3 separate regions of the Mus musculus genome follow, and regions 2 and 3 are each linked to region 1. A link is a loop called in an ENCODE intact Hi-C map of the cell type or tissue named here. Cell type or tissue: gastrocnemius. All regions are shown on one strand.

Evidence for each region. Hi-C counts contacts between places; a loop is a spot of excess contacts. Peaks named below come from ENCODE experiments on the same cell type or tissue, not always from the same donor. Only the 100,000 strongest peaks of a DNase experiment are listed, where the experiment ranks them.
Region 2: it touches region 1 in a loop (2.2-fold over the local background); 13 of 42 quality-filtered maps call a loop at or near these places.
Region 3: a loop joins it to region 1, with 2.7 times the contacts of the local background. A loop is called at or near these places in 14 of 42 quality-filtered maps.

Annotation. Positions count from the first base shown.
Region 1 is chr13:73,599,778-73,607,777 of GRCm38, forward strand. It overlaps Clptm1l (CLPTM1-like), which reads left to right and starts at 4,225. Exons shown (of 17, transcript NM_146047.2): 1 at 4,225-4,622; 2 at 5,153-5,253; 3 at 6,445-6,634; 4 at 7,943-8,000. The coding sequence starts at 4,461. In gastrocnemius, no CTCF peak of the experiment used is centred here; DNase peaks (open chromatin) are centred at 3,427 and 4,197; H3K4me3 peaks cover 2,192 bases; H3K27ac peaks cover 1,881 bases.
Region 2 is chr13:73,327,773-73,335,772 of GRCm38, forward strand. It overlaps Ndufs6 (NADH:ubiquinone oxidoreductase core subunit S6), which reads right to left and starts at 710. Exons shown (of 4, transcript NM_010888.2): 1 at 567-710. The coding sequence starts at 674. It overlaps Mrpl36 (mitochondrial ribosomal protein L36), which reads left to right and starts at 3,237. Exons shown (of 2, transcript NM_053163.1): 1 at 3,237-3,319; 2 at 3,588-4,406. The coding sequence starts at 3,601. The coding sequence ends at 3,909. In gastrocnemius, no CTCF peak of the experiment used is centred here; DNase peaks (open chromatin) are centred at 713 and 3,246; H3K4me3 peaks cover 3,364 bases; H3K27ac peaks cover 4,202 bases.
Region 3 is chr13:73,422,279-73,430,278 of GRCm38, forward strand. No RefSeq gene overlaps it. Among named protein-coding and RNA genes, the nearest start is that of Lpcat1, 41 kb to the right of the region's middle. In gastrocnemius, a CTCF peak has its summit at 3,742 (motif pointing right); a DNase peak (open chromatin) is centred at 3,741; H3K4me3 peaks cover 261 bases; H3K27ac peaks cover 468 bases.

The DNA of each region.
Region 1 (8,000 bases):
TCATGGGAAAGCCATCCCAGCTCCCTGTGTTCTGATCATGGCCCAGGATTTCACAAAAGGACAAGTGTCTTGAGTTAGCACTTCCCCGACCATCCTGCATTATCACTATGTCACTGTCAGAGTTCACACTGAACACAAACAAAAAGGTTCAGGTAATTTTTTTTCCTGAACATGTTTTCTGGAATGTTCTAAGGGACTCTAAGTAAAAGAATTGATAAGACATTTAAAAGCTAAATGTATCACCTGCTAACATGGATATAGCATACATGCATATATAAATATGTAGGTGTGTATGTATATGTGTATATATATACACACACACATATGCGTGTGTGAGGGGGGACTGGGAGGGAGAGGGCTGTGATTGCCGAGAACTTACCTCAGATCCTCTGCAAGAGCAGTACATGCTCTTACAGATCCATGATATATAGTATCTTCTCTTCTCTGTGAGAATTGTTCATCTGCGGGTTGAAATGTCTCAGGCAGTATATTACATGACTGAGACCACGTATCAGAAAAGGAGGAAACTTGAGGCATAGGAAATACACTAGATAAGGCTTTGTGTTCTGAACCAACAAAATGAGGAACTTGGAAAGGGAACGATACTAGATACCATGTCATTGTACCTCCATGAAGAACTCAATGAGAAATTTTGGGGTAATAAGAATGTGATTAGGAGGGCTGGAGAGATGGCTCAGTGGTTAAGAGCACCGGCTTCTCCTTCAGAGGTCATGAGTTCAATTCCCAGCATCCACATGGTGACTCACAGCCATCTGTAATGGGATCCAAAGCCCTCTTCTGATATGTCTGAGGACAGCTACAGTGTACTCATATGCATAAAATAAATAAATCTTTTTTAAAAAAATAATGTGATTAGGAACATAAAAACCACTGCTTTGCATGGAATCTATATGCCAGCCATTTTGTCTGGGCTGATCTATGGCTTCTGCAGAACCAAAAGTAAATCTGTCTCAATTTTACTACTTTGACTCTCCAGTACTCCTTTTAAAATATTTATTTTCTCTCTCCACCCCCCTCTGTGTGGTGTGGTGTGGTGTGGTGTCATGTGGTGTGGTGTGGTGTGGTGTGGTGTGGTGTGGTGTGGTATGGTGTGGTGTGTGTGGTGTGGTGTGGTGTGGTGTGGTGTGGTGTCATGTGGTGTGGTGTGGTGTGGTGTGGTGTGTGTGTGGTGTGTGTGTGTGTGTGGTGTGGTGTGGTGTGTGTGTGGTGTGGTGTGGTGTGGTGTGGTGTGTGTGTGGTGTGGTGTGGTGTGGTGTGGGTGTGGTGTGGTGTGGTGTGGTGTGTGTGGTGTGGTGTGGTGTGGTCAGTGTTCATGAAACTGAAGTCAGTGCTAGAAATGGGGATTATCCCTAATGTCTGAACAGACAGACTTCAATTACACCTAGTTGTCCAGGGTAACCGAGACTGGATGTGCTATGAGGGCAGGGGCCCAGCAAAGGCAGAACACTGGTTTCTGGGATTTAAACAAAAAGTTTCTACCCCGTGAAGAATGTTGAGAGACAAACTGTAAATTCAAGGGGCCCTGCTGGAACTGGTGCTTAACAAAGGATGGCAACTTCAGCTGGAGTTCCCTCCTGTTCAGGGCCCAAGTGGGGGTAGGGTGTGTGTGAAAACACTTGACCAGGCCCCAAGAGGGATCCACAATAGCAAATCTCTTAGGAAATCTGTGAAGTTGTATAGACTCTTTCTCTGTGAAACTCCAAATGGCAAATGGCCCACTCTTGAAGCTGAAGTTGCCAGCAAGGATGACAACACAAATGGAGAGTGACCAAGGTGCCACCAAGCCCCTTCCAGGTATAAAAATAGACCTGGAACCTGATGAAAAAATTAGGCTTTTGGGAAATAGTGGGAATTCCCAGAGCTCCTAGGTTCTGAAACTCAATTCTGAGGCCTCCCTTCATCCTAGCATTTGTAGTTGCCAAGAGCCTCACTCCACCAGTCTACTGAAGATCATAGGTTCGTCCACGGGCTGACGACAATAGGAAGAGTAACCTGTGAGCAAGGCAATTTTACAAAGAGCTTGACGGCTTCCTGTTCATTAGGGTTACATCACCGAGATCAACTGGAGGGAAGGCCAGAGACATAGGACTGTCAAATGTCACTGCAATGCTGACAAAATCATAGGAATAAATGACTCTGAAGAAGAGATCCATTTGATAAAGGTGTAGAAGTATAAGAAGTCTCAGATGGATTCAATGATCCTACTCCAGCCCCAAAGGAGTTTGTAACCAAGTACCACCCCTGTCTTTGTAACCACAAACCCTGTCCCCACCTGTTCAGACGAAGCCAGTGTCCCCGTGATTCCTCCCAAGCTCTGTGCTAGGAGGTTTAGTGTCAGTCTGACACAAGTTGAAAGTCTTTTGGGAAGAGGGAACCTCAACTGAGAAAATGTCCCCACCAGATTGGTCTGTGGTACATCTTCTTGATTGATGACTAATGTGGCAGTGCCACCCGTGGGCTGTTGATCCTGGGTGCTATAGAAAAACAAGCTGAGCAAGCCATGGGAGTAAACTAGTAAGCAGCATTCCTCCATGGCTTCTGCTTCAGAACCTTCCTTGATATCCTTTAGTGATGTGGATACATAAGCATAATAAACCCTTTCCTCTCCAAATTTCTTTCAGTTATGGTGTTCATCGAAGCAATAGAAACCCTAAGATACCCTCATGCTGAAATAGGTGCTCCATTTCTGAAACCTTCTATTTAAAAGCACCATTTTTAGAAAATGCCCAATCACACTTCTGATTACACGTGTGAGAAACATGAGAATGCCGTTTTGAGAACAATGAGCTCCAAAACTTAAGTTTCTGAGGCCACCATAGAGTAAGGAGCTGGTCACTAATGAAAAGCACCAACAGCCAACAAGCTTCTGAAAACAGGAAATATCATTTTTTGCTTGATCTCTGCAGGCCATCGTCCTGGGCTGTCACAGCACTGGCCACTTCACTCTAGAAACTGTGTATACCCTAAACCAAGAAATATTTAAGAAGATTAAAATGAAGGCCAGAAGAACCTGATACTCTGTTATTCTTGCAGAGAGGAGCCTAGCATAACTGTCCTCTTAAGAGGCTCTACCCAGCAGCTGACTGAAACAGATACAGAGACCCACAGCTAAACATTAGACAGAGCTTGGGGAGTCTTATAGAAAAGTTGGAGCAAGAATTGAGATCTGGGGGGGACAGGAGTCCACAAGACCAACAGAGTCAACTAACCTGGGCCCTTGGGGGTCTCCCAAAGACTAAACCACCAACCAAAGAGCATACATGGACTGGACCTACACCCCACCCCAACACATATATAGCAGATGTGCAGCTTGGTCTTCATTCAAGTTCCCCAACAAATGGACCCGGGTCTGTCCCAGTGTTGCCTACCTGTGGATCCCGTTCCCCTAACTAGGCTGCCTTGTCTGGCCTCAGTGGGAGAGAATGTGGCCAGTCCTGCAGTGACTTGATGTGCCAGGGGTGGGTTGGTACCCAGTGGAGCCTCCCCTTCTCAGAGAAGGGGAGAGGGAGTAGGGAAGAGAGTAGGGGCTGGCATCAGGACGTAAAGTGAACAATTAATGGACTCCGATGGTTTATCTGAGTGGCCTACCCCCTTCTGAGATGAGAAGGGGAGAGGGGACAGGGGAGAGGATAAGAGGAGAGTAGGGGCTGACATCGGGATGTAAAGTGAATAAATAAATTTAAGAACCCAGATGGTTTTATCTGAATGAGTAATGGGAAGTCCGGGAAAAAGATCTTCTTGAGATATAACCTACCTTTGCATGTTAGCCAGGATTAAGATTTATATTACCGCAAAGGAACTTATTCTTCTGACAAAAGGGGCAAGTGACCTGTAAAAACTCTTTTTGACCTTTTCTGGCCATCTTGAACTGCATGTTATCAACACAGTAACCTCACACCCGAGAAATCGGTATTTGAGTTTCCTGAGTCTCCTCCGTGTTTTCTTAACTTTTGGACGCTCCCCTAGACTTTGAAGAGCCAGGATCAGGGTCGTCCCCGCCATCATCCTGGGGCGCCGCCGTAAGGCTGCACAGGGCCTTAAGAAGAGCAACGCAAAGAAAAAATTTCCAAGAACCGGGTGCCGCCAAGGTTGGTGGCGGACCTGGGCTCCCACAGGCATGCCGGGAGTACGGCGCAAGAGGCTGACGTCACGCGCGCGCGCCGGTCGTGCGGTCGTCGTGAGGTTGCGAGTGCGTGGCGGAGCGTCTGGCTCCCAGAGGGCCGTGCGCGTCCACTTCCGCCAGCTGCTCGGTTCCCGGAAGCGGTGGCCGGCAAATCCGGCCAATCCCCCAGCGCCGGGTGTGGGTTATCGGGAGCATGCGGGGCGGCCGGCGGCCCGCGCGAGGCGCGTTGGTTTCCCCGCGGCGGTGGCGGTGGCGCGCAGCGGCTCTCCCGTGAGCGGCGGGCGGCGGCGGCGCTCGGCCCGCAGGTTGCGGCGCCATGTGGAGCGGCCGCAGCTCTTTTACCAGCTTGGTGGTGGGCGTGTTCCTGGTGTACGTGGTGCATACCTGCTGGGTCATGTACGGTATCGTCTATACCCGTCCGTGCTCGGGTGACTCCAACTGCATCCAGCCCTATCTGGCCCTGCGGCCCAAACTGCAGGTGAGCGTCCGGGAGCCCTAAGAAGGCGCCTCCCGGCCGGGTGCTACCACCCACCCCCTACTGGCACTGGTCAGAGGGTTTCGGGCTACCAGTTTTGCCCCTTATCACTGATGTCACTGTCCAATGTTCTGGTTAGGTGGCAGTGAGAGCTGGAGTTGAGACTTCTCTGTTCTCTGCTGCTCTCTTGTTACCCCTTGGTGCTCTGCCCTACCCCGATTATAACTGAGATCCAGTTGCCCTACACGTGTTTCCTAACGGGACCCCAGTGGAAGTTAACAGGAGATCTCCAGCCATATGGGAGTCAGGCTGCTAGCTCTGCCCTCTTATCACCTGTGTCACTTCCTGCTTCTAGTGGGAATTCCGGACAGGTCAGCTCTACAGTTAGGTTCCTTGTTCACAGCAGTGTCACACAGGCCATCTTGCCCAAGCTCACCCTCTGAGAGGTAGCCCTCAGATTGCTACCCTCTCACAATAGTTACATGTTTTCTATCAGGACCTTTTGGCTATTCATTCTTGCTCACTCTTTCCAGCTGAGTGTTTACACCACCACACGGTCCAGCCTTGGTGCAGAGAACAATGTGGACCTGATCTTGAACGTGGAAGACTTTGATGTGGATTCCAAATTTGAAAGGTGTGGATGTGGGACAGATTGCCAGAGATGGGTTCCAGGATGTCATGGATAGCATTGTATGTAGAGTGAGGACATCCTATAGAAGCACTCCTGTCTAGGGTCTGTGTAAACAGTCAAGCTGAAAGTAACAGGTGTTTGTCACTTAGCAAGTAGCTTTTACTGCAATCTAAGGGCAGCGTGGTTTACTACAGCCCATGTAGTCTCCCAAGGAATGATACATTGGCCTACCTAGTAAGAGTAGTTAGTTCACTTGTTACTTACAAGTAAGTGACCTTTGGCATTAGAATATAAATCTCAATGCTCAGCTATATACAGTAACTTTTGGGAATTAACATGGCTTAGCATTTGACATATGATTTTAACGTGCAAAAGTTCAAATAAAATTTGTAAAATTGCTCATCCAATCAAGATCCTGTACTGCCCAACAGGTATCAAGCTCACTAGCCAACCAGTCTTTAGCTCCCACCCAGTGCATCACTGTCCATGCCTATTAGCCTGTGGCCCTAGGGTAGTTATTAACTACCCATGCCCATCCTCTTGAAATGGAGGTTGGACGTCCTGGTGCCATTCACTAGTTTTATAGGGGCAAATCCCGCCTCCTATTCATCACCCTGTGCCAGGATAGATAGTGAAACATTCATTTTAGAGCCTGGAAGAAGTTGAAGAAGCATGAGTGGTCCTGGTCCTGAGCTCCACGTCTGTTTGTACCCGCCAGAAACACCACAGCAGAATAGTCCGTAGAGACAGCACCTGTGTATTCAGAGCCCTCTTAGTTCCCCAGTGGAAACAACTCTTTTTAGAAGCTTTAGAGGAGTCTACACCCTGTGTGCTTCTGTAGCAGTTCCCACCATGCCTTTTAAAGCAAATTGTAGTCTGAGGCTCTAACAGAGGTGGGGAGTGTTGTAACTTTCATAGTGCTTAGGACACAGTAGTGTTCTGACGTCAGTAAAGTCACAAGGCAGGTGGGTTTCATTTTTAGCAGTTCTGAACTAAAATTAGATTGTGTAAATCTAAAGTGATGATTAGCTGACATGTGTATAAACTATGTAAAACAGGATGGTGGTGCACACCTTTAATCCCAGCTCCTTGGGAAGCTGGGGCAGGAAGAACTTGAGTTTGAGGACTGTCTGGGCTATGTACTAAGCATGGAACCTAAACATATGCATGTTTAAAATGACTCTTCTGTTTTAGGACAGTTAATGTTTCTGTACCAAAGAAAACAAGAAACAATGGGACGCTGTATGCATATATTTTCCTACATCATGCTGGGATTCTACCCTGGCAAGATGGGAAACAGGTACATGTGGTCAGTACTCTGACTACCTACATGATCCCCAAACCAGAAGAAATTAACTTGCTCACTGGGGAGTCTGCTACACAGGTAAGAGTCGTAACAGGTCACTGTAGCGGGCTTCTGTCTCTTGTTCAGAGTTTATGTGCATGTCTTCTAATGTCAGCTTAAAGGAATTTGAATTAATTATCTTTCATTTGAATTGTATCCCATGGATTTGTAGATACAGTACATGAGGTTAGTGATGAGTGGAGATTCATAGCACTCTAGGCAGACTCCCTATCTCGCTCAAGGCCTTCTGCATCTTTGGGTGAGTGTATATGCCTTCTTGGAAGGGCAGTTATTCTTCAGCGTTCACCTGTACTTTCAGGTGAGAGTCGTCATGTATACACAGGCATATGCATGTACACACACACAGTGTAGGACTGCATGCCTGGGCATTTATGCTTGTAATTCAAAATTATAAGGAGGGTATAGGTACTATTTATATTTTGTTCACCTGTAGAAAACTATATGCAAAGGAAATTTTACTCACAAAAGTGGTTGTTCAGTCAAGCAAGATGGCTCATTTCTGATACCCTAGTGCTTGAGACAGAGACAGGAAGGTTGCCATAGGTTCCAGACCAGTCTTAGCTATAGACCAAGACTGTTGGAAGCAAGGGAATCATTCATGGACCCATGGCAGAAAACAGATCTTCACTGTCTGGGTCCATATTGAGTAGAAGCTAAGACAAGTCACAAGATAAGAATGATGGCAGCTTTGCAGGAAGCAGCCACAGTCTAGGGGTGGAAGCATATTTTAAAATCCTCTTCCTATTTGTGGTGTTCCACTGTCTTCTTGGGTGCATATGGAGAGGGCTTCGTGATGGTAGTGTTAGGAGAAGGCTGGTATCTTGTTTGTGATGGATATGGAGCTTCAGGAACCATTACATGTGGGCTGTGGCCGTTGTTGCTGTGTGAGAGCTGTTGTTCAGGAGGGAATAGGGTAGTGCTGCTTCCTAGCCGCATCGTCCGGGTTTGATTTGCCCAGAGTTTTCTCCCTGGGTCTCGTTTTATCTACAACAGATCCTGATCCTGTGCATCTCCTTCCAAGACTGCACCGTATTCACTTACACCTGCTTTAGTATTGACTCTTGGTAGTCTTTCCCCAGCCGACAGGAATGCAGGCCACCTGTTAGAGCCCCAGTCGCTGACCCTTCAGTACTGCCTCCTCATGGTCTCATAGAACCAGGTAGGAGGAAGGAGAATGTGCTCTGAGACTGATAGCCCAAGGTTGCTAGAACAGCCAAGTAGGATTTTGCCAGTATAGGGAGCCAGTGGCTTCTCAGATGGAGGCCAAGACCACTCTGTTGCTACAGGTTGGTCTCAGGTAGTATAGCCTCAATTTCTATCCTATAGCAACAGATAGAAGCCGAGAAGAAGCCATCAAACGCCCTGGATGAACCCGTCTCTCACT
Region 2 (8,000 bases), 270 kb before region 1:
GATAGGCTATTTCTCCACTGGTGAAATGAACCAATTCAAGCCAGATTAAATTATATTAAAGGTAGGTTTATTGGGAAGCCGCTCTCAGGTGAGTTCACTGGCCCCAAGGATTGAGGCCAGAGAAGTCACCATTGGGACAGGAGGAGGGGTCGGGGGAGAGAAAGGGAGTGTGTTCAAGGAGAGGAGAAAGAGACAGGGTGGGAGAAACCAAAATGCCTGGATTATATAGGGAGGATCCTGGGCTGCAACGCCAGGTAGGGACTGAGGAATGCTGGGAGAACCTGCATGCCGGGTCTCCTTTGATATGTAAAATATGCACCTCAGTCCTCTGTCCCGGGTCCAAAACACAACAATCATTTGTTAAAACATTGAACTTAATATAAAGATATGGCCTAAAGAATGAGGAGATCCAAGTCCCAACCGAAAGCCACCAGCTAGAAACCGGAGCAGCGGGTTGCACAAGGTGAGCCCAGTAGTGCCGCGCGCTAGCCTGGCAGAAGCACACCTTGCTGCGCTCCCTGCTACCGTCAGTCTTGGGTTCCAGGCATGGCGGGCGCGGCCGTTACCTGGCCGGTATGCGTGATCTTTTCCCCGCTCGGCGACACTTGAACCCCGAAACCCCGTGCAGCCCTGGGGAGAGTCAACAGCCGGCGGAAGGTCAGCACCGCCGCCATCTTGCCGGTGACCCTTGACCCCACGCGTCGTACCAAGTGCCGGCGCAGGCGCACAGCAGTCGGCGGGGAGTACTTGTGGAACTTTTTTCGTCCTATGCCTGAGCGGCTGGCGGGGCTGGTGGTGGAACTGGATAGGATGCGGAGCTGCGGCTTAACTGTGCGCAGTGTTCAAAGGTTACTAGTGTGACAAAGGCAGGGGGTGGGGGGACGGAAACTGAAGATGCGCTGTGTGTGCTTTTATGCCAATGGAGAAAATGCAGATTTTCCGTGGGTTGGTTTGTTTTTTGTTTTCTGTTTTGTTTTGAGTAAAGAAGTAAGTTGTTCAGCAGAAGAAACAGTTTGTGCAGTCAACTCTCCTGGTCCTGTATGTTGGTGTAGGAAAGTTAGATTTCTGAGCATTTTTGCAACGCTGCAGTAGTTCAGTTTCCAGTTAGACTGCAAGGAAGTTTACCCAGCATTGGAAAGCTGTCCGGAAAAGCTCTGCTATGTAGAAAAAAACCTGATGCAAATCGTAGTCTGTAACTCTGAAGGCTGTTTTGGCCTCTCCTGCCTCATTTGAATCTGAGTCCGAACCTCCCTTGGAACGACATATACTGTCAAACCCCAAAGTAGCCTGAACAACTTTGCTCAGAGGTAGACAGGTGGGACCCCAGACTCAGAGCAGGGCCGGGTCACTAATTCCGAGAAAGTGCCAGAAGCTAGCATGTGTTGTTTGGGATCTCTTGGCCAGGATTGGAGGTTAATGACCTGGTATCTACCTTTCTGTGCTCTGCTATAGCATAAGGACTAGGTGAGTCTGAAGACGAAAGGGGTAACCAGAGAGGGCCCTAAGACACAAGGACAAAGACCTCGCCAAGTTGAAAAATGCCCCAATAAATGTGGGCCTAAGATGCCCTGGCTAGCCTTAAGCTCTGTAAGCCAGGCTAACCTAGCACTCACTGTCTTCCTGCCTCAGCCTTTGGAGTGCTGGGATTTCAGGCTTATGTCTCCACACCCTGTCCTGCAGATTTGTCTCATTCTCCCTCTTTTTAAAGGATTTATTTTATATGTATGAGTGTATACATTTATATATGGCCATGTGTGTGGTTACCTGGTACCAAGAGAAGGGCACAGGATCTCCAGACAGGTCAAGTTACAGTCCATTTGAGTAGTTGTGTGGGTGCTGGGAACAGAATGATGGTCTTCTGCAAGAGTAGCAGGTGCTCTTAGCCATCAAGCTATCTCTCCAGCCCTAAGTCTCTATTTAAACCCTAACACCCCCTGTCTGTGTATGAGTTCACACACATGTGAGTTCATACACAGGTGCCACAGAGCACATGTGGAAGTTGGAGGAAGCCAGTCTCTTTTTCCATGTGAGTTCTGGGGACTGAACTGAGGTCTACAGACTTGCATGGAAAGCACTTGTGACTCCCAGGCCATCTCTCTGACCCACATTATTTTTTTTAATTGCTAGAACTCTGGAGTCCTTTTTTCCTTTTCTTTCTTTCTTTCTTTTTTTTTTTTTTTTTTAGGCATTTTTATTAGATATTTTCTTCATTTACATTTCAAATGCTATCCCCCAAAGTCCCCTATACCCTCCTCCCTCCCCCCTCCCCAACCCACCCACTCCCACTTCCTGGCCCTGGCATTGCCCTGAACTAGGGCATATAATCCCCAAAGAAAGACCAAGGGCCTCTCCTCCCATTGATGGCCGACTAGGTCATCCTCTGCTACATATGCAACCAGAGACACAGCTGGGGGGGGGGGGCGGTGTTTACTGGTTAGTTCATATTGTTGTTCCTCCTATAGGGTTGTCAACCCCTTTAGCTCCTTGGGTACTTTCTCTAGCTCCTTCATTAGGGGCCCTGTGTTCTGGCAAATACAGAAGTGAATGCTCACAGTCATCTATTGGCTGGAACTCAAGGTATTCCTATGGGTGCTTAGTGTGAAGGGTGAGACTGGGAGTTAGAGAGAACTACATTAGCCTTAATGACAACCTACTTTGCTATACATAAAAATAAGATGGGTAGATTTACGAACCACCTGAAATCCAATGTATATGAATTAACTGTAGAAGCCCTATATATAGGAATTACCTGTACGCACACATATATACATATATACATGTATATATATGGAAATTAACTGTAGAAATCAGTAATGGTGTATGTTGGTCTTTCCACGTTCCTTGTTGCTTTTCCTAGTTCGCGGGTAGGGACTTAACTAGAGCAGTGTCTGCACTTGCTCCTCTGGCCTTTCCCATGTCTGCCAGAACGTCTCTTAATGTAAACATATGACCTGTACATTTTGTCTGAATGTTGGGTTTTGTTTTGTTTCCAATATATTCACTGTTTGCAGTTTCTTTTACAGTCAAAGCCTGCTTTTTCTGTCTTTTTTTTTTTTCTTCTCCCATGGGCACCGGTCTTGGTCCCAGCATCTGCAGAGGCAGAGCTTAGAGTGCAGGATTCTGGATAAAGAATACTGAGACAAGGAAGGCTTTATCTGCTCCTTAGTCGTCCTCTGCACAGCACACGTCATCCCACGTGACCTTACGCCATCTTTCTTCCTGGCGGTGGCGTCCCACTCCACTGCGCAGACGCGGAAGCTTCGCTAACCGGCGCCCGAAGTTGATTAAGGACTTCTCCGCCGGTGGCACCCCTTCCCAGGTGTGGGTCCCAGGTTTCATGGGGGCAGGCAGAGGTGGTGCCAGAGCTGCTGGCCGGGAGTGCGGGCGGGGTCCCTGGCCGGCGTGAGTGAGCCTCCGGAATCTGCGGCTTCTCCGGAGTGCGCAGGCCTGGGCACATGGAGACGCGGAGCCCAGAGTGCAACCCTGGCATGTGTGCTCTGACCTCTGATGCCAAGTAACCTTGATAGGGGAGGGCCTAGGGACTGGCAGACGTGCAGCACAGGATGACCACGCTTCTCTTCCCCCAGGTCTGGGCTCGGCATGGCCGCACTGCTTGTACGGAGCGTGGTGGCTTCGGTGGTGGACCCGTTCCTGCACCTGAGTCGCCTCGCGGTGAAGCCCCGAGTCTTCTCCTCGTTCCTGCTGGGGACATTGCCACGCGCCAAACCCTGCGCAGAGGTGCGCTCAGTTCTCTGTGGCCGTCCCTTGCCGACCCTGCTGCCCTCGCTGGGCTTCAAAACCAAAGGTGTCATCAAGAAGCGCTGTAAAGACTGCTACAAGGTGAAGAGGCGTGGGCGCTGGTTTATCCTCTGTAAGACCAACCCCAAGCATAAACAGCGACAAATGTAGCCCTTGTCTTCAAGCAGTGTCCATGGAAAATTCATTTCACCTTATCAGAGAAAAATAAACATTAAGCATTCTGTAAGATCCATGGGCCTTAGGGCTTTGTTGAACCCCCCTTTCCCCACATCATAGCCCAATTCCTTCACATCTAATCAGACCAGAGCTGCCGATGGAGAAGGATTGTTACAGTAGCTGTGTATGAAGCAGGAATACAGAGCCAGCTTTATCTCTTGAGACAAAGTCTGGCTCGGTAACCCTGGTTGACCTGAAACTTGGAGAGAAACTCCTGCCTCTGCCATTTGTTACCATATGCAGCAGATTGTAAGTGCTTTAAGAGGCTGCCTGAGCCAAAAAGCTCTTGTGGGGTGTGCAACAATCCCAATTTAAGAACAAACGATGTTCTTGTGTAGCAACTATCCCAGTCTTTACTCAAGGAAAACCTTGTTTACATAGAAATGTCTTTTGGATACCAATTAAAAATATTTGTCATGACTGTTCTTACACTCTGGAGTAGTAGTGTTCTTTATTACCACCAAACTAATGCTTTCAGAAGGAGGTTAGTACATTTTCAGTTCAAAGAAGGTAACAGAGCATGCTGGCTTCTGCAGGGAGTGCTAGGACACCAGCAATTTTTCAAATCTTGCGGTTGTCACTATTAAAAATCGGGCCTGAGGGCTGGAGAGATGGCTTAGCAGTTAAGAGCACACTGACTGCTCTTCTAAAGGCCCTGAGTTCAAATCCCAGCAAACACGTGATGGCTCACAACCCTCCGTAATGAGATCTGATGCCCTCTTCTGGGGTTTCTGAAGACAGCTACAGTGAACTTACATATAATAAATCTTTAAAAAAGCGGGCCTGGGGTTCATGTTTCTCCTGGTCTTTGACACTATGCCTTTTTGTGGTTCTAAGTCCCATTAATCTGTTGAACTTCAGGTTCACCTGGTGTAGTCTACCAACTGATTCCAGACTAGCGTGTTTTGTGGCCCTGTGATTGATGTCGAGTGCTGTGAACCTGCTGTCCTCTGTAAGGAATTATACCTGGTAGCTGCTGGTACCCTCTATCATTTTCTTGGAGTACTGTGAATTCAGAGATAGTTTCAATAGGTAGCTACAGGAGATAACCATTGCCTTTTCCTGGGATCTTAAAATAGCCGTTAAGAAGTGCTCACAGCACTAGGTCTGATAGTTGCTAAGCAAGAAAGTTTAAGCAGAGATCCTCCAGACAAGACTTTGAAAAGAGAGGTCCTGGCAATAATGTTATTTTTAAGGGAGGCAGAGAAACCATGTGCTTTGATCTGTTGCCTTTTGAAGGGTTTGTATAAGCTTATCTGTGAACCTGAAGCCCGGGAGAGAGTCTGAGGACACAGGGAGAGCAAATGGCGCCTTAATAGGACCTAGCACAAACGATAGCAAGTTCTCTGGTTCATCATTCACACCACATCACATGCGGATAGTGTTCAGTCCTGAACTCTGCAGTAAGTTTCTGATGGGCCCAGCCAGCAGGAGGTGAGGCGCAGGAACCCACTTAGCCAGCAGAAGACCCTGGGCCAGGGTGACCGGACCAGCCTGGCTGTAAGCACCCTTCCATGGTGGTCACTTTAGTTCTGCCTCTTGGACTTGGGAGGCGATAATGTGTAACAGGACAGCTAAGAGGTGAAGCCCAACCCCACCATTTTCAGCTGTGTGGCATTCTGCTCTGGGTGCCTCCGGTCCCTGGCTGTAAGATGGGAAGTTATAAGTTTCAAAACTATAATGTTAGCGTCAGAAGAATGTGGCACGCAGTCCTTGGTGTGTGCCTGTCACTGTATTAGTGATACAGGACAATTGGTTTCAGGCCCCAGGACAAGGGACTGAGGTGTATACTTTACATATCAAAGCAGACCTGCCCTGCTGGTTCTCCCAGCATCCCTCAGTCCCTACCTGTCATACCCTGCCCCACAAACCTGAACTCTCCAGCCCAGGGGCTGGGCTGCTCTTCCCCCAGGGGCTCCTACCTATATAATCCAAACATTTTGGTCTTCTCCTCTTCTTACTACTCCTCTTTTTTTCTCTCTTTCTGTCTCTGTCTGTCTCTCTGTGTGTCTCTGTCTCCCCCCACCACGCGCACACCTTTCTTTCTCCCCTTCCCCCACTTTCCCCATGGTGACCTTCCTGGCCTTAGTCCTTGTGGCTAGTGAACTCACCCACCTGAGAGTAGCTACCCAGTAAACCTGCCTTGCATATAATCTAATCTGGCTTGAACTGGCTCCTTTCACTGAAGGTGGAGAAATAAACAATCACAGGACATTTGTCATCCTTTTATTTCCAGAATTCTCCAGTAGAAGTCATTTCCAGTAGAAATAAGTAAACCTTTGAATAGCCTAACTCATTAACCCTAGTGTCTAGCTACAGGCAGGGCCAGGGTCAGGGTATGATTTCTGTCTGTATGAAACACTTGTAGCTATTTGAAAGAAGTGGAAGAAGCTAGGCTCACCTCTTGGGCAACTCTCATGGTACACAGTTTGGAGTCATTGGGAAGAGCTCAGTGAGGCAGTTTGTCTGATCTTCAGGGCACTAGCTGTAGTCTTGTCTTCTGGAGACGACACCACATACCAATGTCAGTGACGCCTCTGAGGCTCTTCATGGCACAGAAGATTCAAGTTGCCCCACCAGCTTCCAGGATGAGTAGGGAGTAGGGGCAGACATAACCTCTTAGGACGTGGCTTCTGGAGTTTCAGTGTCAGGTCTGCTTCCTCAGTTCACACAGGCTGGAGAGACCCCAGATTCCAGTCCTCTGATTGGTCACACTGACAAGATGGAGTCGGTGAGTCCTGCCCTAGCCACTAGGATCAAAGTTACTCCGACCTCATACCTACAGTTGCAGGTGGCCATGCCAGGCCTTTGGATCCTGAATGCGGCAGAAACACGCTTCAGGGGTCTGATGGGAGCACACTTTACTTCCTTTCATTGGTTGGTCAATTTTTACTTTTGCCACGATAAAAAATTTAAGTCTTAAAATACTGTACTTTACCTAGATTTAAAATTTTAAAGCCTTAATTTACTGACCTGGTTTTCCCAGAAAAGCATTTAATTTTTTTAGTAAGATGTGTAGAAAGATTAGTTACATTAGTTCCTTTCCCTGGGACAGCTACATATTGTTCTGACTGGACCTTGTGGGCTCTAAAGGCCAAATGAAAACCTGAAAACCAAGAGACTGTCAATAAACCTCTGCCTGCACTGGGTGCTGAACACTGGCCAGCCCACCCTTTGGCACCTTCAGACAAACAGGCGTCTCACTAGCTGTCTTAGTCACGGTTTCTATTCCTGCACAAAACATCATGACCAAGAAGCAAGTTGGGGAGGAAAGGGTTTATTCAACTTACACTTCCATGTTGCTGTTCATCACCAAAGGAAGTCAGGACTGGAACTCAAGCAGGGCAGGAGGCAGGAGCTGATGCAGAGGCCATGGAGGGGTGTTTCTTACTGACTTGCTTCCCCTGGCTTGCTCAGCTTGTTTTCTTATAGAACCCAAGACCATCAGGCCAGGGATGGCACCATCCACAGTGGGCCCTCCCACCCTTGATCTCTAATTGAGAAAGGCCTTACAGCTGGATCTCATGGAGGCATTTCCTCAAGGGAGGCTCCTTTCTCTGTGATAACTCCAGCTTGTGTCAAGTGGACAAACAAAGCCAGCCAATACAGTAGCTGATGCTACTTGTGCCCTCCTCTCAGACCTGATGCTTCATCAGCACAGCTCCCAACTGGCCCTTCAACATGTTGCCTCCCTGACATCTCAGCAGGACATTAGCGTCCCTGAGAGTCCACTACAGCCTGCAGGCCATATGTGACCCGAGAAAGCTATGAGTGAGACCTAATACAAACCTGTAAACGTATTTCTAACATCATGAGATAACTTTTTTGTGACTCAATCTCACTGTTTCTTGTCAATGCAACAGATGTATGGGTTCTTGCAGCCCATAGCTGAGGGTTGTATACTTATTAGGCAGAGACGGGGAGGAACTGGGGAAGCTCTTCATACAGTGGCAGAGATCAGACAAAGACAAAGACAAGGCTTGATGAGGCTATCTATGGCTGTGCGAGACTCTTAGACTCTGAAT
Region 3 (8,000 bases), 180 kb before region 1:
TAGAAGCTAGGTAGAAAGTCAGTGGCAGGGGGAGTTGAGCAGAGCCCAGGTTGACCATGAGGCTCTGCTGCAACCTGGTATGACTAATTGAGTGGAATTTTTAAGACATGTGTCTGAATTTGATCTTTGATATTTTTAAGGCATATTGGATCAATATTTAGATCTACATTTATATTGATCCAGGGTCATGTTCAAATATCTCACTTGATATTGGGCATTTTCTAAGACTTGATACCCCCAAATTACACCTGTACATGTGAGATGTCCATGAGAGAGAATAGGCGAGACACTGTGCCTTTGCCTAATGCTCTCTGCCACCCCCCAAATCTTCTTAAGGAAAGTAAACAAAAGCAAATTCACTTGATTAATAGGTTAATTTAGAAAAAAAGAACAGCAGTGCACACTCCTCTCTCTCTCTCCCTCTTTCTCTCCCTCTCTCTCTTTCTCCCTCTCTCTCCTCTCTCTCTCCTCTCTCTCTCCCTCTTTCTCCCTCTCTTTCCCTCTCTCTCCCTCTCTCTCCCTCTCTCTTCCTCTCTCTCTCTCCTCTCTCTCTCTCCTCTCTCTCTCCTTCTCCCTCTCCCTCTCTCTCTCTCCCTCTCTCTCTCTCTCCCTCTCTTTCTTTCTGTGTGTCTCTGTGTGTGTGTGTTCTAGTCCCAGTATGACATGCCCACCTGTATTTACTGGTGGTAGGATTTTTATTTTATTCTATCCACTTTTACAGAGTCCATAGACTCCCGCAGAGTTAATTTATTAATTTTATGGCTAGGACAGGAAAATAAAGCAGCCTAATTTAATTTAAAGGTCTTAGAAGAAAGTCATCTGGCCCCCAAGAGATAGCGTTGGGCCAAATAGAATCTAGAGCCCTGGGGGGCGGGGAGGGGATCTCAAGGACCAGAAAGGGAACAGGCTCTGAGCAGGAACTCCCAGTCAGGAGTGGGCTCACCCAACCAATCCTCTCTTCATTCCTTTCACCTGAGCAGTCCTGTATACTCAGGCTCTTTACCAACCTGCTCCCACTGCCCTGGTGTGAGCTACCTGCCACACAGACAAACTTTACCACCTCCCTAGCCTCTGGCACCCTTCAGGTCTCTACTAAGGCAAAGTCCCATAGAACCACCCTTCTCCCTTCATTCCGGAATTTTCCCAGTGCTTTCCATGCGGTGACAGAGTTTATTTACTATGGAGCATCAGAGGCCAAATAGAGGTTCTTCAGGTACTGGTGGGAAATGCCACATAATTCATACCTTAAGATGATTTTTTAACCTCTAAATAAAATGAGAATAAAGCTGTGTGTGAGCTGACTTTCTGGCCTGGCAATAGGGACTTCACAGCCTTTTTTAACTTCCTCTGAAATACTGTATTCTGACAGTATCTGTAATTACAGAACTTGAATTTGCCAGTCTGCTAAACTACCTGATGTCCCAGAGACAGACATTTATTCTTGCTTTTATTTTAACTAATGTAGAAAGTGCTGCCCAAAGACTGTCCAGGGACACTGCTGATGCTGACAAACTTGCTCTTCCCTGTAGGCTGTTGTGCAGCAGACCCTTATAGAGAGCACAGTAGGGCTTGAAGTCTTTGTGGCCACACATGGCTTCCATTAAACTCTTCTTTGTAGTTTCTAGAACTTTAAAAAGTCCAACCACTGGGGCTATAGAAATGAACATTCTCTGCTCCTCCAGAGGACCCAAATTCAGTATCCTACATGGGATATCTCACAACTTCCTATAACATCAGCTGCAGGGGGCCTGGCACCCTCTTCTGTCTCCTGTGGTCACCCACATACATAGATCCATAAACTTAAAATAATAATAAAATATTTTTGAATGCTCAGGATCACAAGCTGCACCAGGCTTGGCTTCCATTAGCCCCTTCGGTTATTCCCAGGTATACTGTGGTAGTGGTGGTGGTGGTGGTGGTGGTGGTGGTGGTGGTGGTGGTGGTGGTTGTCAGCTTGACACAGTTAGGATCATCTGGGAGGAAGTACCTGTGCTGATCAGGAAAAGAGTGTTATGTTATTTTGGTTTTGGTTTGTTTTTTTTTTTTTTTTTTTTTTTTTTTTTTTTTTTTTTTTTTTTTTGGTTTTTCGAGACAGGGTTTCTCTGTATAGCTCTGGCTGTCCTGGAACTCACTCTGTAGACCAGGCTGGCCTCAAACTCAGAAATCCACCTGCCTCTGCCTCCCAAGTGCTGAGATTAAAGATGTGCGCCACCACGCCCGGCTGATTATGGTGTTTTATCACAGCAATATAAGCAAACTAAAGCAGATGCACACACGCGAATTTCTCTACAGAAAAATTATATAAATCTGTGCTGTCCATAGCAGTGACTGAAATTTTTTAAAAGATTTGTTTATTTTATATATGTGAGTGCACTGTCGCTGTCTTCAGACACACCGGAAGAGGACATCGGATTTCCATTACCGATGGTTGAGAGCCACCACGTGGTTGCTTGGAATTGAACTCAGGACCTTTGGAAGAGCAGTCTATGCTCTTAGCCACAGAGCCATCTCTCCAGCCTTGTGTCTGAAATATTTACTGATATCATGACTGTTTTTAAATGGGTTAAATCCACCTTGTGTCTAGTGTCTTCATAGTTCTGGAAGACCTTTGCATATAGAGGGGGTGCGTACCCCTCTGTCTTTATCCTGGATGCCACTAACGTGAGCTGCACTGTCCTGTGATGTATTAAACGTTTTGTCTTTGTAATCAAACTTCAGCTCCTTATTCTGATTTTTTTTTTCGTTATTTTGCTTCAGTCAGGGTGTCAGCCATGCCTCAGAACCCCCAGTTCTGTTCCTCTGGGTGTGGTCCAGGCACTCAGTTGAAGTGAAGAGCCTGAGTTGCTGCTGAGCTCCAAGGAGAACAAAACTCTTCTGGCATTCAGTACACTGGGGCCGTGGTAAAGACCACAGGAAAATCCCAGTGAAGATCTTCCTGGTCACTGTGGACTTTGGTACTAGCTCGGCAGTTGTTATTTCCTGGGGCACGCTGCGGCTTGAGTACTGAGTACTGGACCTCACAGTGTCTCGGGATAGCAAGGAAGGGTTTGAATATTCCTTGGGCCACTCAGGCTAGCATGCACAGAGGCTGGGAAATATAATCCATCTACCTCAAAGACTTTTTTTTTATATGAATCCTGGCGAAAAATACTTATCCAAACTTGAGGATGAATACACAGGCCAGAGGATAGGTTGTTAAAGTTTGCATGTGAGAGCCACGCTCTTTGCAACTAACCATGAAAACAAACTCCAGAGAGCCACGCTCCCAGGACCTCAAGGAGGGTGTGAGCTCCAACCTGGGAAGGTGGATCCCACCTTATAGCTTTATTGACGGACACATTCCCTTTCTCACCTTGAGAAAAGCCGATCTTCTTTCCTTATGGTTGGGTTTGTCCAACGGCTAGTTGCCAATTCAAAGGGTTCTTCTTGCAGGACATTTCTTATGATTTCTTTAGCTTCCGAGGATTTTTTCACATACTTCAAGATTCCTTCCTTCTCACACATGCTAGCCACCCTTACTGGAGGTCTTAATTGGCACGACTGTCCGGAAACAATATATCAGGGTGGCTACAGGCCAGAGGACAGGGTTTAGGGTTTGCACGTGAGGGCCATGCTCTTTGCAACTAACCATGAAAGCAAGCTCCAGAGAGCCACATTCTCAGAACCTCAAGGAAGGAGTGGGCGAGCTCAGGTTAGGAAGTGCCCTGGAAAGTGGCCCCTGCTTGCGTTGCATCTTGACCTCATGGCCACACGGTGGCAGTGTGAGCAAGGTTTTCCCCGACGACGCATGAATGTTAATTTGAGAGCTTTATTCATTCTCTAAAGATTTCATGCTGCCTTCACATTAGCACACACTAAGCCCAACAAAGAAGAATTGGGAGATAAAAGAGAGAGGGTCAGTAAACCACTCGTTTAACCCCCAAACTTGATTCGTAACACCACATAAACACAGGGGCACGATGTTCCATATGTATTTGGAACAGTACCAAAAGGCACTGTAATACCTCTGTGAGGCCAAAAAGAAAACCGCTGAACAGCAACATCATCAGGAAACACAAACACAGTACCTCATGGTGCTCTTGAAAGGGAGAATATGGATTAACTGATTTTTACAAGATATATGCATATGTATGTGGATATATGTATGTGTGTTTATATATTTGTGTGTATATATATATATTCAATTTTAACAAAATCAATATTCCCTGACCATCAAAGGGGCAAGTAGGACTCCAGAAGGAAGCTGATCTTTGTCTCGTAGTCTGTGAGGGATGAGCATGTTTGGAGGTTTGGAGATTTGGAGATCTCCCCAGAGGCTCTTCTTAGAGACTTTAAAGGAAGGCATTTAATCGCAACTCTGGATCCTCTGCCTGGGATAGCCAGATAGCTTGCCCCTTATTCCTGAGGTATTTCTATGTTCTGAACATGAGCAAGCAAATTTCCCCAGCAGGCCCACTGCACCCACTGCGTCAGAATCCCCACTCCAGGTCTAATTTAAGGCTGCTGTGACTCACAGCCGCATGGTGTCTGAGAAGGAAGCACCTCTAGGCTGGGGGGTATCCGAGGGAGGGATACCTCCATTCACCATGCACTGAAGGTGGTGCTATCTTGGGTGCAGGGACTGTGGGAAAGAACCTCATCCCCTACCTGTCACCTGCTGCATCAGGGAGAGTTGTCAGTTCTCTACTCTTGCCACTGAGCAAATCTATATGCCCACCTGACCTTTCTACTAGGCCACTGTCCTTGTTTCTTCAAAAATCCTATTAGGTTCCAGGTCTTGCGTACCATTGAGGAGAACCTGGCCTGCCAGGTTGTTCCTTTAAGCATAGTGGGACCGTCCTTGGAATGTATGGGACCCAGGCCTATGGAAAAGACATGGAGGGCCACTCCTATGGAGTTGAGAAGAATTTACTGGGCAATTCGGAGGACAATGTCCTCTAGCATTAGGAGCAGCAGCCTCAATGTCTGGCAGAGCCCTGATTTCAGCAAAGAAAACAATATAGAACTCCATCTACCTGACAGTGCGGCTTTCCCAGCCCTCCATCACCCACGTAAACCTCACTGCTCACCTAGAGCCCCTGCTTCATTATGACCTGGGTTATAGGTGAGTGACAGCTCATGTGCCCGTGAGGGTGACCTTACCAAGGGAAAGAGTCTCAGAAAAGTAACCGTTAAAAATGAAATTCTCAGAAAACCCTGATCCAGCGTCCTTTTGGCAAGGTAGGGGGTGGTTGGAGGTAAACCTATAGAAAGAAGAAAAGGAGAACAAACACCGAACCTGGTCACATTGAATCATTGTCATAGGAGGGCAGGAAGATCCTCCCTCCCCCTCAAAAGGTGTAACATCCGTCCTGGCCTCAGATTCAGAGTTCTAGAGAAAGTAGTCTCATTGGGTCAGCTGCCAAGTTTATGGACCCAGGAAGCCCTGCCTGAAATTGGTCAAAGCAAGAGACTATCGTGGGTAGATAGGTGCATAGCACCTAAGCAATGCAAGGCTGACTGACACACCTGATGCTCATCCTATAAGATCTCTTTATACAATACTAACCCTTGAGAGTCCCAAAAGCACCTGCGTTAGAAGAATAGTGACTACAGACGTCAACACATTTAAACTAAAACAGGCTGTGTGAAAAGGAAAGGACACTCATAGAACCATAGCACTTTTGGATAAAAATCCCAGTGTCTGAGGTAGGCTATCTTCGGATGACATGTTGGCTAGTGAGACCCTCTAGGCTCCACAAACCATAAAACTATGGCCACTGCTGTTGGTCACATTCAAGAATTAGACTACAAGCCCTCATTGCTGAAGATTTAACTACAATCTTTGGCTGAAAGACTTGTTAAAATCAGTCTAGGACTTCCTCCCTACTAACTTGCCTTTATAGTCGTAAGAGGTAGCATACAGGCTGCTGGCAGGAAATCATCACTAGCAGTAGATACATATTAATAGAGTGTGATAAGGGGCTGGAGAGGTGGCTCAGTGTTTAAGAGCACTGCTGCTCTTGAAGAGGATCTGGGTTCAGTTCTAAGAACCTACATGGAGGCTCACAACCATCTGTAACTCCAATTCCAGGGAATCCCTCTTCATCTATGTATGCCATGCGCAACAAGCATGCACATGGTATACACACACACACACACACACACACACACGCAGGCAAAACACTCATATACATATGAGAGAGAGAAAGAGAGAGAGAGAGAGAATTTTTAAAAACTCAACTCTAGGTTTGGATGTCAGCTCTCTACTCAACAGAGAGAACACCTGTCTGCATCCACAATCAGAAAGTACTTGCAGAGTACAGTCTTTCCCAAGCGTACCAGCCATATTTCGGGATAATTCTCACCTCTATGTGGGGTGGTTCCCTGGCTCTTTCAGACAATACCGTGGTGTATTATGTGTGTCACTAGATGTTCTTGGCCTGTCAAGAATTGTCCCTTGAACCCATACTTACTGCAGCCCAGCACTATGGGTGCTGTCTACTAAAGTCATGGGGATTACCCTAGATGCCCCCTGACCTTCACTGCCTGCACGGCCTGTGCAATATGCAGCAGAAACAGGGGCCTAGGGAATTCCTCAGGTGGGATGAAACATCCAAGGTGCTCCAGGGCCTTGGAGCCATCTAGTTCAGACCACTGGCACAGCTGGTGTACAATGGTCTTAGCACAGAAGGGCTGACCTGGGGCATGTACAACTTCTACTAGGTGGTTTGCGGCAAGTGCTAGAGGAGATTCAATGAGGTTTATGTTCAAGAGGGAGGTGGGAAAGTGACACAGAGAAGAAAGAAGTGGGAGAGACGCAAGAAGCATTGATTGCCTCAGGACAATCAAGGATCTGAATTCACGAAGGGTATTTCCCACCATCAATGCCAGTGTTGGGCACAACATGCTTGTAGAAGCCTCCTGGTTAGCATCTCCTTGGCTCCTGTTAGGTTTCCTCAAATGATTCTTCTAAGGTTAAGAGTCACCCCAGGGAGAAAACAGAACTGGTTTGGGGTGGTGGTGGTGGTGGTGGTGGTGGTGGTTTTAAAGAGTTTTAGAAAGTTAAAAAGAAAAATAAACCCGACTTCTTGTGAATAATTGTAAAGCAGTGTGCCAACAAGGATCAAAATTAAAAATCAGAGTTAAGACAGGCAAAAGTCTCAGAAATGGTGCTTATGCTGTTGGAGCTGTCTATTTTTAAATCTCCCACAAATCCATAAAACATGAAAACCCGAGACAGGGTGTGAATAAATAATTCAAAGAACAGAGATACAAGTGAGTAGTAACAATGCCTATTAACCACAAAGAAAATCCCAGGATCCCACTTTGGCTGGGTGGGCAGGTAGAATGGGCAGCTCAAGAATGCATCGTGGCTACCGCAGGCAAGCTGTGCTCTGAGGAGAATGTTTGAGTCCACACAATGAACTCATGACAGCTGACCTCACCCCATCATGAGAGGTGCCAGGATGGACAAGGTGAGGAAGCCACAGAACCTCTACTGGGGCCTTAGCAGGAGTCAGGCATCCCCATCCCCTCACTAAGTCATTGACCAGACGGGCTCCATGTGCCCTGGGAGAAGTGAGTCACAGAGAACTTCTGAAAATAGCAGTTCTTGGGAAGAACTCTCAGGCTAGCTCCCCAATCACCCCACAGCCTTCCCTCCCCTCTGAGACATCAGTTCTTTTAGCACCTTGACCTTGGACTTCAGCCTGCAGAACTACGAAAAGTGCATACTTATCCATAAGCTAGCCAGTACAATGGTGCTGAGCAGACAAGGCAGGTTTCCACACAGATTCCCTCATGTGGAAGGGACACGGTTCATCCCACAGGCTGCCTTCCCAAGCTCCTCCTCTGTACAGCTCATATTCATATTCATTCAGGACATTCCTTATGACTTCTTTTCTGGTTACTAATTCTTTTTCCAGTCACATCTAAACTACTGTTAAGCTCATGCACCGAGTTTTAAGTGTTTGCTTATTGAGGTTTTTGACTAGGACAATCTCTGTGCTGTATTTACC